Regions from separate parts of the Homo sapiens genome. Here region 2 is linked to region 1. A link is an interaction called in ENCODE POLR2A ChIA-PET data of the cell type or tissue named here. Cell type or tissue: IMR-90. All regions are shown on one strand. Links, peaks and the distances in the headings refer to the core of each region. The heading gives the core; the rest is flanking DNA.

Region 1 (4,393 bases), core at 290-4,289:
AAGCTGAAAACAAGAGAACTGTGCTGTCATCTGAGGAGAATGTAATCACTCCTTCCACAACTGTTGCATGTCCCTGTGGGTACAACAGAGCAATCACTGACCTCTCTGCCAGCAAGACTGGATGGTCTAAAGAATAAGAGACGGAGAGTAGCAGAAGGCTTTCTTAGTGCACTTGCCCTAACCCTTGGTGGATCTTGTTATCAAGTGTCCAACAAAGGCTGGAACATTCCAGGGGATTAATTCTTCAAATAGGACACCATGAATCTGTCCTTTGGAAACTCATCAAGGCAGAATTTACAATTTCATCAGTTTTATTTTCAGGAATTCTCTACAATTAAGAAGATAATTTACTAAAAACAGTCTTTCCTACCTCTGAGGTGTGTGTCACACACACTGATTAGAAGTGCTATAGAAAAGAAAATTCCAAATCGAATGACCTTCAAAATTTGCCTGTTAATACCCAGGTGTGGAAACAGTTCCATTCATTCAGAGAACTTTTGTATGCTTGTGGTTGATCAGTTTTAAAAAAAGAGAATAGTAATAAATAAAGTACAGTTTAAAACCCAGAATGGGCAGGGTATGGTGGCTCATGCCTGTAATCCCAACAGGTGTGACTAGGATGAGAGGAGTGACACAGGGCCCGGCAAATGCAAAGTTGGATCCTCTCTTCATTTAGCATTTTTATATTTTATTCATCAGAAATGTTTGCATTAATTTTGATTTTAAAATATTGTTTATCTTGGTCACTGAGAGGTGGTGTTTCTTTGGTGCCCCCTTCAATTTTGCACTAGCAGGTGCCTCACTCTCCTGCCTCACTCTCCTTACCCAGCCCTCCCCATAGGCTCATTGTCTTAAGTGCGGTGATGATTTCAAGGGATTCTACATAGGCCGATATCCATCATTTTGTACACTTTAAACAAGTGCAATTTCATGTATATCGATTATAGCTCAATACAGTTATTTTTATAGTAATATATAAAGCAATAGAGCACAGGCTCTGTGCACTGGTCGCCTTTTCCCTGCAGCTGTGGTCTCCGTCCTAGTTTCTCGCATCTCCAGAATCCAAAGACCAAGACAATTCCCCAGGGTAATGCTGTCGGCGCAGGACCCGAGACTCCTGCTGCAGGCATCTTCTTTGGCTCCTCCTGAGGTGGGTGCTGCGCTCAGAGGCTTAGGCCCGCACCCACCTCCCTAACCCACGCCCCTCCGCAGCCGCCTGCTGCTCGCGCGCTGCAGAGATTGATGCCCACCCACCCCTTTTCCGGGCAGGCGAGGATTAGACAGGGTCCAACCCCAGGGGACGCTGGCCTTCAAGCCCACCAACAACTGGTCAGAGTGAGGATCCCCAGATCCGCCGGGATGAGGGGAGAATCTGAAGTTCGCAGGGTCTGCGAAATAGGCTGGAGAAAGCTCATTTACAGAGAAAAAAAAAAGACGCGGAACTGTCTTCAGGGCCCTCAGAAGTGGTTTAAATTCTCCGCAAGGAAACCGAGGCGGGTACTGAGGTCGGTCTCGCCCTTTCCAGGGCGCGCAGTGAGGTCACCCCGGGAACGGCTGTCACCGCGGGAGGAGAGCAGCCCAGGGAACTAAAGACGAGTCCAGTTACCAGGGAAATGTCCTGAACACGTGTGGTCATCCCTGCCGGAATGAGGTTGAGTGATTCCTTAGGTCAGGCACTGCGGTTAAGTCCTGCAATCCCAGCAAATTCACAGGCAGAGGCAGAGGCGGGAGGATTTTTTTTTTTTTTAAATTAACCAGGCCTGGTGGCCCTAATCTGTAGTGCTAACTACTCAGGAAGCTAAGGCAGGAGGATCCCTTTAGCTCAGGAGCTGGAGGCTGCAGTGAGCCGTGATTGCGCCACTGCACTACAGCCTGGGCGACAGAGCTAGTTCCTGTTTCAAAAAAGAAAAAATTCCTCAAATGTTAATTATGAAATATTTCAGAAGTACGAAAAAGTGTACCACCACCGGCGCTACCACTTCCACCTTGGCAAGTGAAGCCCCACTACAATGGAAGCGTCGGGCGTATCCTCCCGGGCCTCTTTCCCTCCCTCCCCGGCCCTTCCCTCTTCCGATTTCCCTCCCGCCCTTTCCCCTCCCTCCCCTCCTGACCTCGACTTCCTTCCCTTCTCTGTCTAAGGGGCAGGGCGGAAGATCGAGCCTCAACGCTGCCCCACACCCACGCTGGATTTAAAGCCCACGCTGTAGGCGTCTGTCTCCGCGGTGGCAGCGTTTTCCTGTCCTCTCCAGGACTGGGAGAGTGCAGCGCTCCTCGTTCCCTTTCCTGGTGCAGGAAAGTGAGACCGCCTTCAGCCTTCTCTCTGCGCCTCCCCAGACCCTCATCTCTCCAGTGATTCTTATGGCCCTGCCCTGGGAGGGGGTCACCCATTCAGCAAAAAGTCACCGAGGGCCCAAAAGGTTTTGCCAGAGAAATAGGACGGCTGAAAATGTTACCCTGATGGTACAAACGGAATAACCCCGTAGGCACACATAATTAGCTGTTTTCTGAGGGTATCAAAAGCCACTATGGGTGGAGTGCCTCACGCCTGTAATCCCAGCACTTTGGGAGGCCAAGGTGAGAGGATCGCTTGAGGGGAGTTCAAGACGAGCGTGGACAATTCTGAGGGACCCCGTAGCTACAAAAAAAAAAAAAATTTTAGCCAAATATGGTGAGCATGCCTGTAGTACCAGCTACTGAGGAGCCTGAGGTGCGAAGATCACATGATCCCAGGAGTTTGAGACCAGCTTGGGCAACAAAGGGAGACCTCCTCTCTACAAAAAAGAGAAACAAAATTAGCCAGGCTTGGTGGCCAGCGCCTGTAGTCCTAACTACTCAGAAGGCTGAGGTGGGAGGATCCCTTGAGCCCAGAGTTTCCAGGCTGTAGTGACCGCACTCCAGCCTGGGCAACAGAGCAAGACCCTGTCTCAAAAAAAAAAGAAAAAAAAAGAAAAGCCAATGCATACTGCTGGTGAGGCAGGATAGTTAGGCAAGGAAGTAACCATGTTTTCTGGAAGCAGCAGCCATGGTTATAAAATAACTATCATATGATCCAGCAATCCCATTTCTGGTTAATTAAATTTCAATTGCAAGCACCCTTTTCTGGGTATATATCTAAAAGATGTGAAATCAGTATGTCAAAGAGGTATCTACGCTCCCATGTTCATTGTAGTATTGTTAATAATTACCAAGATGTGGAATTAAACTATCCATTGATGCATGAACAGATACAGAAAATGTGTTACATACACACATACACACACTCTCAAATACACACCACACAAAATGAAATACTCTTCAACCTTAGAAAAGAAGAAAATCCTGTCATTTGCAACAACATGGATGAACTTGGAGGACATTAAGCTAAGTGAAATAAGCCAGGCACAGAAGGACAAATACTGCATGATTCCAATTATATGTGGAATCTAAAATAGTTGAACTCATGGAAGCAGAGGGTAGAAGAATGCCAGGGGCCGGCTGGGGGACAAAGGTCAGGGAATGGGGAGATGTTGGTCAAAGGATACAAGGTTTCAGTTAGGATGAATAAGTTCTGGAGATCAGTTGTACAGCATGGTGACTACAGAGAATAATAATGTATTGTATACTTAAGGGTATTAGAAACCAAGATCTGGATCCCCATTGCTATTTATTTGTTTGTTTAATTTGTTGATGTTGACTGTGGTGGATTTTTTTTTTTTTTTTTTTTTTTGAGACAGTGTCTTGCTTTGTCACCCAGGCTGGAGTGCAGTTGTGCAATCTCGGCTCACTGCAACCTTTGCCTCCCAGGTTCAAGTCTTTCTCATGCCTCAGCCTCCTGAGTAGCTGGGACTACAGGCTTGTGCCACCATGCTCGACTGAATTTTTTTGTATTTTTAGTAGAGGTGGGGTTTCACTATATTGGCCAGGTTGGTCTCAAACTCCTAGCCTCAAGTGACCTGCCCACCTCAGCCTCCCAAAGTACTGGGATTACAAGCGTGAGCTACCACACTCTATCTGTTATGACTTTTGCCAGATATCCTGTATATGCCTAATACTAGAACAATCTGAGCATCTAAATAAATAATGTAGCGTTGGAATATAACACAAAGTATTAAATAAATATCTATAAGTCCATTCTTACAAGTAAATGAAGAATTCCAAATAATTTATATAGATAAATTATTTTGTAGGATATATAGACATTGGCCCCCTCAAGAAAGTGGAGCTTCAATCCTCACCCTTTGAGTGTGAGCTGCACTTAGCAACATAGGAGGAAGGAAAAGTAACTTCACTGTAGAGAAACCTGGCAAACACTTCCTCTGTCAGCTGGTCAAGGTTGATATCATGAGTGATAAGGCATGTTGATAGCATATACCCTTGATGTGATGTGATGAGAATACCTCTTCATTCCTGTGGT
Region 2 (4,393 bases), core at 142-4,141, 170 kb after region 1:
AAAAAGACATTTATGCACCGAACAAACATGAAAAAAAGCTTACCATCACAGGTCATTAGAGAAAAGCAAATCAAAACCACAATGAGATAGCATCTCACACCAGTTAGAATGACGATTATTAAAAAGTCAGAAAACAACAGATGCTGGAGAGGATGTGGAGAAATAGGAACACTTTTACATTGTTGGTGGGAGTGTAAATTAATTCAACCATTGTGGAAGACAGTGTGGCAATTCCTCAAGGATCTAACACCAGAAATACCATTTAACCAAGCAATCCCATTACTGGGTATATACCCAAAGGATTATAAATCATTCTACTATAAAGACACATGCACACATATGTTTACTGCAGCACTATTTACAATAGCAAAGACTTGGAACCAACCCAAATGCCCATCAATGATAGACTGGATAAAGAAAATGTGGCACGTACACACTATGCAGCCATAAAAAAGAATGAGTTCATGTCCTTTGCAAAGACGTGGATGAAGCTGGAAGCCATGATTCTCAGCAAACTAACACAGAAACAGAAAACCAAACACCACATGTTCTCACTTATGAGTGGGAGTTGAACAATAAGAACACACGGACACACAAAGGGGAACATCACACACTGGGGCCTGTCAGAGGGTAGGGGGGCAAGGAGAGGGAGAGCATTAGGACAAATACTTAATGCATGCACGGCTTAAAATCTAGATGACAGGTTGATGGGTGCAGCAAACTACCATGGCACATGTATACCTATGTAACAAACCTGCACGTTCTGCACATGTATCCCAGAACTTAAAGCAAAATAAAATAAATAAAAAAGAAAGAGCTTCCAATGGCTAATACTAGAACAATTTGAGGAACTAAATAATGTAATATTGAAATATAACCCAAAATATTAAATAAATACCTATAAGTTCATTCATACAAGTAAAAGATTGAATGAATGAGTAAATGGAGAAAAGACAAGTCTCCTATACAGAAGAATTCCAAATAACTTATGTATAATAGCTACATCCTCTCTCCCCACATCAAGGAAGTGGCACTTCAATCCCCACCCTTTGAGTGTGAACTGCACTTATGACACCTGAGGGAGGAAAAGTAAATACGGTGGATCAACCTGGCAAACACTTTCTGACTCATACAGTCAAGGTTAATATCCACATGATAAGACATGTCGATCGCATACACCCCTGATATGATATGATGACAATTACAGTTCATCCCTGTGGTCTTCCTCTTGAAAATCTTGAGTATGAAAAATAAAATCCTAAGCCCCCCAACCACTGAACAGACCCTCTCTTGGCCAAGGGGACCCCAGAAAAACCTTAAAAGTTGAATTTGCAAGCATAATGGAATGGCAGGTCAGCCGCACCTCATTATAACCGCTCTCTTTTGCAGTTTAGACACAACAACTGACCAGCACTCAGGTTAAAATAAACATCATAAGACCGATGGAACAGTCTCTTCGTGGCAATAAGATACCAAGTTGTAAATAGGACCTAAAGCCTTGACAGGCAAGAATTGAGTCACGCGTCCCTACACTTAAAGAATAAACTATGTTCTAATAGCCACAAGCTTTTTCTTTTCTTCTATCAGCTAAACAAACACTGGCCTGGAGATAAGCAATATTAAAACAACTGCAGCGCATCCACTGCCAGACATGAACCAACTGACCACCTGCTCCACCAGCCCTAACTACAGCTTTGACTGGACAAGAGACTGATTTTAGTAACTTTCTTCTGATAACAAGACCACCAACCATGGACTGCTTCTGGCTGGTTTCGATTCTGAGCACTTGAGTGCCTTCTTCTCCTGAAAAGACTTTTGATGTGTAAGGTCTAATTGTAATAGATATAAAAGTTAAAACATATAGGGTCTAATTGTAATAATTATAAAGTTTAGTCTCTACTGGCTGGGCACGATGGCTCATGCCTGTAATCCCAACACTTTGGGAGGCCAAGACGGATGGATCACCTGAGGTCAGGAGTTCAAGACCAGCCTGGCCAACATGGCAAAACCCGTACTCTATTAAAAACACAAAAATTAGACAGGGTTGGTGATGCACGCCTGTAGTCCCAGCTACTCGGGAGGTTGAGGCAGGAGAATTTGCTTGAACCCAGGAGGCAGCAGTTGCAGTGAGCCGAGATCATACCACTGCACTCCAGCCTGGGCGACAGAGCAAAACTCGGTCTCAAAAAAAAAAAAGTTGTCTCTACTAAAAAGTGACCATGGGACACTACACACAATAAGCATGTTTACTCTCCATGCACATGCACAACCCCCTCTCAGGAGTATTCATATCTCCTCCTATAACCTGCTGAATATATATACTGCCCAAGCCATTCAGCACAAATCCCTGTTCCATCCTCCCTTCTCTCAAAGTGCTGCCTTTCTGTCTAAGCTTCCCCCCAATCAGGATGGCCAGCCTGCAAGTTGTAACACTTTATAATAAATAAAATATCTTTTCTAAACTTATAAATTGTGTGATTTTTAAGTTGACAACCTATAACTCCAGCCTAACTATGAGAAAAACATCAGACAAACCCAAAAGGGACATTCTACAAAGTGCCTGAACAGGGCTTCTCAAAACTATCCAGGTCTTCAAAAATAAAGTCTGAAAAATTATCACAGATCCAAGGAAGCTAAGGAGACATAACTACTAAATGTCATATGGCATCCTGGATGGGATCCTGGAACAGACAAGCAGAGTAGGAGAAAACTGGGAAATCCAGATAAATTGCGGAGTTTAGTTCACAGCAATGTACTATGGTTGTGAAAAGTGAACCACAGTAATGTGGTAATGAAAGAGGGAACTGAGTGAAGGGTACACAGGAACTTTCTGTACTATCTTTGCAACTTTTCTGTAAGTCTATGAATATTTTAAAATAAAAAGTTAACTTAAATTTTAAAAGCATTTTGTTTTATTTTACCATGGCTGGGTGGATTTTCAGATCTTTAATAGAGTAAGTCCCAGCTAGCTAAAGCCAGATTGCAGAGATAGGCAGGCACCATCAAAACCCAATTGAGCCTGGCACAGTGGCTCATGCCTACAATTCCAGCAATTGGGGAGGCTGAGGCAGGAGGATCACTTCAGCCCAGGAGTTCAGGGATATGGTGAACTATGATCACTCCAGCTTGAGCTACATAATTGTTTTTACAAAAATATTTTTAAATTATCCAGGCATGATGGCAGGCAACTGGGTCCTAGCTACTCAGGAAGCTGAGGTGAGAGGATTGCTTGAGCTCAGGAAGTTGAGGCTACAGTGAGTCATGATGGTGCCACTGTACTCCAGCCTGGGTGACAGAGCAAGACTCTGTCTCAAGAAAATGAAAAATGACCCGAGTCGGTTTTCTTTAGCTAAAAAAGGTAGAAAATGGACACAGGAAAGGGAACATCACACACACCGGGGCCTGTTGTGGGGTGAGGGGAGAGGGAGGGATAGCATTAGGAGATATACCTAATGTTAAATGACGAGTTGATGGGTGCAGCACACCAGCATGGCACATGTATACATATGTAACAAACCTGCACGTTGTGCACATGTACCCTACAACTTAAAGTATAATAAAAAAAAGGTAGAAAAAATTACCCCATTGTGCTCTCCTAAACACAGTTTGTTGTCACAGATAATTTTACCACTTAATTTTCAAGGGACAAGGTGACTTAGCAGAGAAAATTAAACCCAGATTAAATAATACTTAGAGACATAAGGTCCAACTGCTTACCTGATGAAATTCCTCAGAAACTGACTTTCACAAATGTAGAGAATTCTGTGTGCCTCACAGTGAAACACATTCCTGATCTTCTCCATGATCTTCATGGCCATGATGGTCTTTCCTAAGCCAGGTAAGCCATGGACAAACAATTCTCTGTTCTTGTGGAAGCTTCTGGAGAATATCTCATACTGCTGGGCTGTGAGCAGATTTAAAACCTCATAGCTGCACAGGTCACTCAAGAGAGACCTGAAGCCGAGCAAGACAATCACGAGGGACTGCAGCAGGGCTTCCAATGTGCTGGGTGCCTGCAAAACTATAGGACGCAGGGTAATCCATCGGAGACACTGCAGCCTCCAAAGCCTCTGCGCTGCTCTCAGGACTCAGGCAGAGGACCTTGGCCCTGACACACACCTCCCCAGTGTAGCCCCCCATGTTCACCAGCTTCTGCTTCAAAGTAAGGGCAGTGCAAGTGCAGTAGTCCTGGCCCTGCCAGGGCTGTTCTATGCTATCAGCAGAGCATCACAGATGACTCCTGGCTTCTCCTGCAAATTCAGGTCCACAGCCTAGCTTCTAGAGAGGATCACAATTCCCCAGGAGAAAGGTTGGGTTTGCTTATTTATTAACTCCTCTAATCCTTCATTCTGTGAGGACAGCTCCTTCCAGAGGGATTCCAGAGTACATCGCA

What was found. ChIA-PET counts read pairs that join two places held together with the same protein. Peaks named below come from ENCODE experiments on the same cell type or tissue, not always from the same donor. Only the 100,000 strongest peaks of a DNase experiment are listed, where the experiment ranks them.
Region 2: POLR2A ChIA-PET joins it to region 1 with 5 read pairs; 4 of 35 experiments call an interaction of 5 or more read pairs at or near these places.

Annotation. Positions count from the first base shown.
Region 1 is chr17:35,344,424-35,348,816 of GRCh38, forward strand. It overlaps the pseudogene LOC101060119. Among named protein-coding and RNA genes, the nearest start is that of SLFN11, 27 kb to the right of the region's middle. In IMR-90, for the core only: no CTCF peak of the experiment used is centred there; no DNase peak of the experiment used is centred there; H3K4me3 peaks cover 815 bases; H3K27ac peaks cover 759 bases.
Region 2 is chr17:35,518,562-35,522,954 of GRCh38, forward strand. SLFN12L (schlafen family member 12 like) reads right to left here. Exons shown (of 5, transcript NM_001363830.2): 2 at 3,718-4,393. The coding sequence starts at 3,803. Among named protein-coding and RNA genes, the nearest start is that of SLFN12L, 17 kb to the right of the region's middle. In IMR-90, for the core only: no CTCF peak of the experiment used is centred there; no DNase peak of the experiment used is centred there; H3K27me3 peaks cover 389 bases.